Regions from separate parts of the Mus musculus genome. Here region 1 is linked to region 2. Evidence: chromatin loops called from intact Hi-C (ENCODE). Cell type or tissue: heart. All regions are shown on one strand. Each heading gives the region's core, and the rest is flanking DNA. Links, peaks and the distances in the headings are about the cores only.

Region 1 (4,787 bases), core at 366-4,365, 240 kb after region 2:
CCCATAGAATTAAGCTGACTTCGCAAGACAGCACTGAACAGTGAGGCATAAGTGGCCTCTGGAACAAGCACGGAGGTTTTCTGGCCCCCATCTCCCCAGTTGATGATTTTTCAGTTCCCCTCCCAACCCTCCCCAAGACCATCATGATTCACAGGGCACTCACAGTCTGCTTGGCTCTCCTAAATTGGACTGGTACCACTAGGAAGGCAGAATGCTTCAGCTCGGTTGAAATGGTTCAGTTCTGAAATATACTCAGGAGTCCTTTAAAACAACAAAAAGAGAAAACTAGAATTGATAAATAAGTCTGAGAACTGAAATACAATCTAATCTAATATGCAAATCATCAAACCAATACTAAAGAGTCACGCAAAATGGAGCAGTATTTGAACATGAAAATAAGGGCAGCGCAAACATATTCCAAAAAGCAAACAGGGCATGATCTATGTTATTTTAGAAACTAAAAACCTATCCCTGGGTTCGATCCCAGCAATCCCCAGTATTTCAAGAAAAGAAGCCTGTGAACTGTTTTTTTTCCTCCCAAATAAGTTAGTGGAAATAATACAGCAACAAACAAACAGAGGAGATCAGACACATCGTCTGAGCTCTTTCAATTACTGCTCTTCTGGGCTTTTCACTGAGACAGCCTGAGTCCTGAAAAGCCTTGGTCTCCTTACCTGTACTTTGACTCTCAGTTGTCCCCAGTGATACGTGGGGCCTAAAATGAAGAGTGTTCACGATGGCCTCGGCTTCCATCATGAGCCTGTCAGTTTCTTAACTGCTTGGCTTTTACACCTTTAGGTTGATTTTTCAGTTGGATCTAATTTTCTCTAACTGCAGGCCATATGGCTCCCCTAGCCCTTTGTTTGTTCCTTCCCAGTAAATTGCCAGGAGTGGGGTTTCTGGGTCACAGCACACGACTAATAATACCTCACCAGATTGTTTTACTGCTGGGCACGGTGGTTTATGCCTGTACCAGGGCATTCTGGGAAGATGCAGGGAGGATTGCCACAAATTTGAGGCCTGTCTGGTCTACACAGCAAATTTCAGCTACATACTGAAAGCCTGTTAATGAGCTCACAAACACACTCCAAACTAACCAAGGAACCAAACAAAAAAAGCCCTAACTGACTTACAGTAGTCTCAACTAAGTATGAATGGGAAACAGAATAGTGCACTTTCAATGTCAAGTTTTACACAGACAGTTAATCTCTGAAATAAATGCCAGGCATGGGTAGCAGTTTTCTCCTTTCCAAATATGATGGAAAGGGGATGGAGGGATACTTAGAAGTTTTAAGAGCTCTGGTTGCTCTTCCAGAGGACCTGGATTTGGTTCTGAGCTCCCCTGTGGCAGGGGCTCACATAACCATTCACGGCTCTAGTGCCAGGGCATCCAGCACCCTCTCCTGACCTCCACAGAACCAGGTGTGTATACAGGCGAATGTGGATGCAAAACACTCATGCACATAAAATAAACACTAGTCTTTTAAAAAAGGAATAGACAAAAGGAACCCCAGGCAATGTCAAGTCATGATTGTTGGTTGTAAAGCAATCTTTCTAGCCCTTAAGCAGGGCCACTTGTTCCCAAACCTGACACTTTCAGGCAACCTCTAGGTTAGGGTTGCTGTTGCCATTGTCTCTGTCTATTTAATAGATGTAAAGACAACAAACAAACTTGCTTTAATTTGCATCTTATTCAGAAAATGACTCATCGTTTAGTCCCTGCTATAAATAATATGGAAAGCTTGTGTCAGATTCAAATACAACCCAAATCATCCCTTAGCTTTCTATTTCCTTCGCCTCCTCGAAGCTCTCGGATGTGTGTGTAGGTAAAGTAGTTCCTTTTCTTCATTGAATAGTTAATTTTTCAAGATGTTTGGCATTTTAATGCAAAATTTTGATTCCTGTTTGCGATATAATTAAATTTGCACGTCTTTAGTCCCATTCTCCCAGGAGTTTCTCTTAAGGAAATGGAGAATTCTGCGCACCCGCAACTGCTATTAAACCACGGTATTCAAAGTACAAGAAAATAGACAATCATGAAAACGCCTAGACAGGGCAGTGAAGGCGCACGGCGACGTTGAGAATGAAACTGTGCAAGGGAGTAATGACTGTGGTGGAATAACGAGGTAAAATTATGTTCGCTGTAGCTACTACAAAGAGAGAAGAAAACAGCCAAGGACAGTCAAAAGATGCCACCCCCATCCCCAGCGATGCTGAGCTGTGAATCTGGCTCGGGAAGGAAAGGCTGGCTCCCGGCCTGGCTGCCCTGGGATTCGGTTCCTCCAGGAGTCGCGCAGCAGGGGGTGTACAGTCACCTCCCAGCCAGACTCAGCCCCAGTCCCAGTCCCAGTCCTAGTCCCCGTGGCCTCAAGGCCCCGAGAGGCGCAGTGAGCCGAGCTTGACGACGGAAGGCTGAGTGCTCGCCAAGGCCTGGCTTCAGCAGCCCGCTTACCTGCCACCGATGCGACGCAGCGCCCAGAATCGGTCTGCTGATCCGACAACGCGGGGGAGCCGGGAGTGGAAAGGGGCGGGGCAGGCGGGAGCTAGGCTGGGCGAGGGGCGGGGCGTGATGCTCACCAATGGCCGCGCCGCGTCTCTCGCGGGGGGGTGGGGGGTGGGGGAATGAGTCACCGCTCCGGACTGGCTTAAATGCTTGTATCTGTTTAAACCGCCCCCAGTGTCAGCACTCCCTGACGACGCTCAGCAACTATAAAAATCATCTTTAATGGAAGACTGATCCAGTACCCAATGCTCCCGTTACATAATGGGTAGTTGAGAAAATGAAAGGTTACCTAACGGAGCGAGGAAGCCATCGTTGAACTTTGGTAACAAGAAATTGGTAACGAAGATTTTCGACATTTTCCCACAAACTATAAAAGAATTAGAGGCCTAGAAAGTATATTGGCCATTGCATGTTGACTTATTTATTCTCTGCTGATTCCTTCTTTTCCCCTTCTTTCCTTTCTTTTTCTTTTCTCTCCTTCCCTTTTTTCTTTATCTTTGGAGACAATCCCATAGCCCAATTTGGCCTGGTGTTCCTACTAAGTAATTTAAGCTGACCTCAAACTCAAAGCAATGCTTCTCCCTCAATCTCGTGAGTTCTAGGATTGTAGACTCGCACCACCACACCCAACTCATTTAATCACTTTTTTCTTTTATTGTGTCCAAAGGAAAAAATGCACTGCATTTAACAGCTCCCACCAAACACAGCCTGAAACAGCTTAAAGGAAATGATGTTCTTGTTCAAGATGCCTGCTGACTTGGACAGGTGAAAGCCTGCAGTCAGGAGACTCTCAAGTTCAAGGCTGACCTGGGCAACATAATGAGACCTTTTTAAAACAGGGGAGGGTTAGGAGCTGGGGCACTGGCTCAGTTCCCAAGCGTGAGGACCTGAGTTTGGAATCCAGGGACCACTGGGCAGTGATTGGGGAAGACATGACATTGACCTCTGGCCTCTACACATAGGTTGACATGCACCCTCATGTCCATACTACACATGTAACACACTCCAAAGCCATGTAAATAAATTGCTGCCAATACTGAGACAGAAGAGGTCATAAATCACAGGGAAAACATAATATCCTGTCCTCTTGCTGAGGGCGAGACACTGAAGATCATTAACAGACACAAGATTGGGTTTGGATTAAATATTTGTATCCAGTATTAGGATCCAGGGAGAGAGGGTGGTAAGGAACTATCCGAGCCAGGAGAATTATAGTTGTTTATTAAGTACTCTTGTGTAATCCTTGTGTCCCCCCACCCTGTGTGTGTGTGTGTGTGTGTGTGAGCGCGCGCATACATGGGTAGGCTCACACAGTTGTTGACAGTTGTTGGGGAAGAGGCCATGAGAGGGCTGGAAAATACAGCCTTTGGCTGAGATGATTCAATTACAGTGAAATTAGATTTCAGCGGTGCTGGTGTCTGCTTGACCTTTACTCTGGGTTCTTAATGAAGGCATTGACCATCTTCCAGAGCCTTGCCTTCCTGCCTCAGAGAATACTCATTGTGATCAGGATGACTGCATCTGTCAAGAGGGCAGGGGAGGAGTGGGAGGGTGTCTAGATTAGCTTAGGTAAGGGACCAGCTTCCCACCCCGCTTCCACCTGGCCTCCCCCACAGAGGGACTCTGAAAGGCTTGATTAAAAGACATCAAAACTCAGCTTTTTCCTCAAAGAATCAAATATCTATTGGCTGACTGCTCTCTACCCACTAGGAAGTGGCAATGAAAGCTTTTTTGGGTGGGGGTTGAGAGGTTTCTAGAGACAAAAGAGGACCAACCAGAAGCTCGGCAGCTACCTGGTTATAATAATAGCCTACCTGGTTATTGTTGCTATGCAAGCCTGGGCATAATGGTATAAGCCTGTCAACCAAGCACTTGGGAGGTCATTGTTGGGAGAAACGACATAATTTAAAATAAGCATGTGGCCGGCGAGTTTATGGCAAGGCTGAGAGGAGTCGGGGAGCCTCTTTCTGCTGTTTGGTGGCTGTTTTGAGTTACGGCACTGCATAGAGAGTGTGGTGGGTTTGTTGTTTTGAATGGCGGAATGAGACTGTGAACCTGACAATGGTTGGAGCCATCACCAAAGCTAATTTGCAACACTGCATTATTTTTCTTTCATTTAATAAAGAGAACGAGGCAAACTAGTCTTGACAAGAATGCTCTGAAAAGGCCATCACAAAACTCCCTCTGAAAACTCTGGCTTCCCCCTGATGTATGCTTTATGCCTCTGATTTTTTCTGCCAAGGAGAGGCGCCTTGAGACGGAAAGCTAAAGAGAGAGGGACATG
Region 2 (4,787 bases), core at 295-4,294:
AATCTTTTGTATGCATGACCGCACTCAGTCCTCATTAGAGCCTTGAAAAGTTGAAGTCAGGGAAACCCTTGATGTCACCTCCTGTTCACCAGTGGTAAAATGTAGTACTTTGTCCAGAAAGAAAGGGAGGGCGTGAGATTAAAAAGTCAAGGGTCTTGAATGTTATGCTTTGGAAGAGACTAGATTCTGTTTATCTTTGCTGGGTCATTATTTAGACAAAGGGGCCCCAAAGGATTCTCAGAAGGGATGTCAAATGGTCAGTTGTGTTTTGAGATGATAACAAAGATGGTTTTGGGAGGCAGCTCTTAAGAGGTTGGAGAGTTAAAAACAAGAGACGGTATCTGCAGGTACAGAACACTTCCCCTGTTCAAGCTGACTGCAGGTGACTGAGTGGACACAGCGTCAAAGACAACTTCAGGGTTTGGGGTAGCAAAAACAGAGAACTCAGATAAAGAACACTCTGTGAAGGAAAGATGAGACTAGGGATGACTGCAGTGCAGGGGAGTGGCTGGTTTCAGGACCCCTGGCCCCAGGGCACAGAAAGCTTCAGCTAGGCTAGTCTGGTAATCTTTATATACACTGTTTGCCTGTAACCTACAGAAACCTCTCTAGACTATTGTACTTCCGAAGGCAATGCAAATACCATGTAAATAATTGTGTTCTGTGAAGGACAGAGAGACACAGGGAAGGCTCTGCATACATTCAGTACAAAAGTGCCCTAAATAATTATCTTGGCACTATCAAATCAGGAATCTCGCCAATGCTTGGAAAGTTTTGATCGACAGTTTTTGACTCGGTACATGTACACTCTGGGGGGGGGGCACACACAAATGGGGCATTTATAGTTTCTGGAAACATTTGGGAAGTGTGTCTAGAAGTTCAGAAATGACTGGTCTGGAAAGAGAGGTAATGGGGGAAGAGGGTGGTGAGAAGCAGAGAGCATGGGGAGCCTGAGGAGAAAAGGGCATCAAGGGGACCAACGTCTTTAGAAGCCCACACCTGAGAAATCCTTCCATCACCAACCTGGGTGGAAAAGAGTGGGACAGTCAGGAAGGCTGAGTGGCTTTATCACATAAAAACATCTCCAGGAGGGGGTTAGTCAATGGAATGTTACTAAGCCAAGGAAGGAAAAAAAAAAAAAAAAGATCTGTAAACAGGCAAAAGGATTTGGCACTTAGAAGGTCACAGATGACGTCTGAGAAAGCGGGAGACTGATGGTGCTTTATAGTGCTTGTTGAGTGCGGAGGGTGGGGGAGGAAGAGATGCAGGAAACCAGGGAGGGAGGGGGGAAACCCGGAGTGAGGTAGTGCTTTAGGATTGGAGGTAAAACTATAAAGGGGGAGTTAGGGAGTGGGAGACAATATATATGGGGGGAAATGAAGAAAAGAGATGAACTGAAAAGATCAGGGGTTCTTGATCTTGGAACAGGCCTTCTATTCCAAAAGGTTCCATATTGTGGAGCAGAACACACACATTATGTTTTTAAGGGTGGCTGGAAACTCTGGCATAGAAAGAGTTGTGTGCTTCTCTGGTGCTGGTTACAGAATCATCTCTTTTCTTCATCTTCAGTGAAGATGAAATACTAACCTATGGTCTTCCAGGGTATGCTGGATTTTACAATTCAACTTACTGTTTTTTAGGGTTTTTTTTTTTTTTTTTTTTTTTTTTGAGACAGGAGTCTAAGTAGCCCAGGCTGACTTCAAATTCATCGTCTTCCTGCCTCTGCCTGCAAAATGCCGGGATTACAGGTGTGCACCACTAAGCCTCACTGGTTTTATTTTAGTGTGAGACTTAGAGAATTATATATTGATTCTCTCAGCTCGTCCGCACTAGCCTACTTTATAAAATGCCCGTCTTTGCTGGTTACGGCATGCCTCTATTGATCAGTGTGCTACCAGTCCTCAAGACTGCCAAACATAAACAATTCAGGAATAAAATCTGCTTTTTGTTTTTAAAGATGAGGTCAGCTGTGGTCGACCATTCTTTATGGCTCTCCGGAGTTGCTTGGGGATGAAAGGAATTACTGGGTTAGAAAAACAACCAAGACAGTGGTTTCAAGATGGAAGACAGAAGAGAGAGCTAATTATTAGGGTTTTGTTTGTTTTGGTGGAGGTAAGAACGTGGTTTAGTTACAAGTTAGTATCTTAGACCACCGCCTGCAGCATCACCTAGAAACTTCCTGGAAATGCAAATTTCGAAGCCACACTTCAGTTTCAGCACCGCTGGGGGTGGTACCCAGTTTTAATGATGCCCCCCTGGGCAAGACTGCCCGGCCTAAGTGCTATGTGTTTATTGACACGCGGCCTTTTGACTCACAGCCTAAGTGCCCATCCAGCAGGCATTCCTTGGGGGGTACACTTGAGAAATACAGAATAGCAGGTTGCCCCCAAACCCGCTCTATCAGAACACACGCCCCAGAGAAATCAAGCCTGGTGTGTCTTCTCCCGCGTCAGCATAAGCAAGGAGGCTCTCTTTCCCCAGCGAGTTCGGAAGCCTGACGGCCCAATTGGATACGCCGCGAAATTGCTTTAAAGCGGGTTACCCACTGAGCCGGGTACACTGCACCCCTCTCGCTGTCACCCCACAGCTACTGCAGGGCTTGGGGTCCTGCAGGGTAGAAAGGAGGCTCTGAAGGGGAGAGCCTGCGAGCGTCGAGCATCCTAGGCGGCCCCCCCGGAGCAGGTGTGTGGGGAAGGGTCTGCGGCTCGGCGCCCCGGGGCGCGCGGGCGGAGCCGGGGGTCGGGCGGGGAGGGGCCGGCGCGCGGGGCGGGCGGCTGCGCGGCTCCCGCCCCCGGCCCGCCCCTCCGCGGCGCCATTTTGCAGGCGGCTGCCGCGGGGACCCAAGGCGGCGGCAGGCACTGCGGCGCGAGCGGTGCGATCGGCGGGACGCGAGCCCAGCGAGCTGCAGGCAGGTGAGAGCCGGGCCGCCGCGCCCCACGCCCCACGCCGGGTCCGCGGCAGCACCTGCCGGCAGCCCCGGTTGCTCGCCGAGCCCACGAGGCCGGCCCGCGCGGCCCCCGCGCGCTGTCACCCACCCGCGGCGCGGCCTGCGCCCCCACGCCGGCTCGCGCGGCCCGGCGGCCCCGGCTGCAGTGTCAGGCCGTGCGTCCCCGGCGCTCACTGCCGCCCCGCCGGGTGCCCCCGGGACAGCCACCGTGGGCTCGCCGTGCTGCGTGGCTTGCTGCGCGCCCCTCCCCAGGTGGTGCGCCCCGCATCCCCGCGCCCGGGGATTCAGGGTCAGCCCGAGGGGCGGGGGATGGCGGTGCTGTTTCCAGTCTGGCTTCCTTCCCTCTTTGCGGAAGGCGACACGGAGTAATTTTAGATGCCGCTGCACCAACCTTGCGACCTTTCACGCTGGCCTGCCCCGCAGGGGTCCGGGGTCGCCTTGTTGCCTGCGCTCTTGACCGAGAAATTGACATTGGAGTGTGATAACTTGAAGGTGAAGAATTGTCTTCATCGTTTGGCCGGAGATGTCCCATTAGATGTGTAGCCTATGGGAACTCGGCCTTCATTCCGGATGAGGGGCTTTAAGCGGGTCTGATGGGAAACTCCTGATTTTCAGCGCAAGGGGTGAGGGCAAGTGCACAGGGAAGAAAGTTAGCTTTTTGAAGGCTACTTGGGGTTGGGGCATTTGTAGTAGCTGTTAGTCTGCTTTTTGCGGTGCTGGGAGACCGGATGATGGCGAAGATGCTATCCCTTCTGACGCTTGGGTCCTCTGAACTAAGGCGGCCAGGGATGTGAGGATCTGGTATCTGAGTCCTGAGACAGCCTGGTTTGAGCTGTCATTAACTGGCCATGTGACTTCCCTTAGGCAGTTTTCTCCTTTCTGAAGGCTAGGCTAGGTGGCTGAAATTTTTCTGTTTTTTGTTTGAGTGCTATTGGGCTGAGGCCTCACCTGCTCCGTTTCTCTCATCTGCCCTTTCATCTTGTGTGACTTTGCTGGCCTGCTCCTTTAAGGTGTTTGACTCTGGTGAAGTTTGTGAGAGGCCTTCTTCACCTCTTAGAAGTTCAGGATTCTCTGCTGGGTTATAGTTGACCTTATCAGGGTCACTTTAGAACTACTCTCTATGCTTAGCTCATCCAAAAGTTAATAGCTTTGGGCAGTTGAGGCTGTCCACCGTGTTAGCACTCATGACACACCTGGTAGTTAGTTAAAAGGAGGCCCTGAGCATCCTCAGGCAGACATCAGCGAGGCATGAGGTATCTGTTCTCTAGACAATGTCTTTTGCTCAACTGTTAACTGATTCTTTCTTTTTATACCAGAGTATTTCCATCACCCCGACTCCCACCACTGTTTTATTCTTGTGGGAAGTAATTTCTGTAAGAAAGTAGGTGTTTGCCCGGCGGTGGTGGCACGAATCCTTAATCCCAGCACTCAGGAGTCACAGGCAGGATTTCTGAGTTCAAGGCCAGCCTGCTCTACAGAGTGAGTTTCGGGGCAGCCAGGGCTACACAGAGAAGCCTTGTCTTGACCACCACCACCTTAAAAAAAAAAAAAAAAAAAGGGAGGAAAGAAAGTGGGTGTTTGAGTGGCATTTTTTTTTTTTTTTCTTTTTGTCCTGGCTGACCTGAAACTTGCTCCAGGCCAGCCTCAAAGTCAGGGAGAGCTTCTAAGGTCCAGTTTAAAGTTCCACCCCTTGCCCCTTACTCCAGATACTTGCCTGGTACTTAGTTTTCTGAGTATGGCACATTATGCTGAGATTAAAACCTCTACTAAAAAGCAATTAGGCTGGGTGTGGTGATGTAAATGTATAATCTTAGCAACTCAGCCCAGCTGGTGGAGATGG

The links. A loop is a pair of places that touch in the nucleus more often than their neighbours do. Peaks named below come from ENCODE experiments on the same cell type or tissue, not always from the same donor. Only the 100,000 strongest peaks of a DNase experiment are listed, where the experiment ranks them.
Region 1: it touches region 2 in a loop (4-fold over the local background); 1 of 42 quality-filtered maps calls a loop at or near these places.

Annotation. Positions count from the first base shown.
Region 1 is chr2:131,907,669-131,912,455 of GRCm38, reverse strand. It overlaps Prn (prion protein readthrough transcript), which reads right to left and starts at 2,528. Exons shown (of 5, transcript NM_001278259.1): 1 at 2,453-2,528; 2 at 164-261. Prnp (prion protein) reads right to left here and starts at 2,528. Exons shown (of 3, transcript NM_011170.3): 1 at 2,453-2,528; 2 at 164-261. In heart, for the core only: no CTCF peak of the experiment used is centred there; DNase peaks (open chromatin) are centred at 2,515 and 3,815; H3K4me3 peaks cover 1,768 bases; H3K27ac peaks cover 1,529 bases.
Region 2 is chr2:132,143,137-132,147,923 of GRCm38, reverse strand. Slc23a2 (solute carrier family 23 (nucleobase transporters), member 2) reads left to right here and starts at 2,816. Exons shown (of 16, transcript NM_018824.2): 1 at 2,816-2,912. It overlaps Gm14051 (a long non-coding RNA gene), which reads right to left and starts at 4,345. Exons shown (of 3, transcript XR_866753.3): 1 at 3,339-4,345. In heart, for the core only: no CTCF peak of the experiment used is centred there; DNase peaks (open chromatin) are centred at 2,573, 3,213 and 3,583; H3K4me3 peaks cover 2,449 bases; H3K27ac peaks cover 2,189 bases.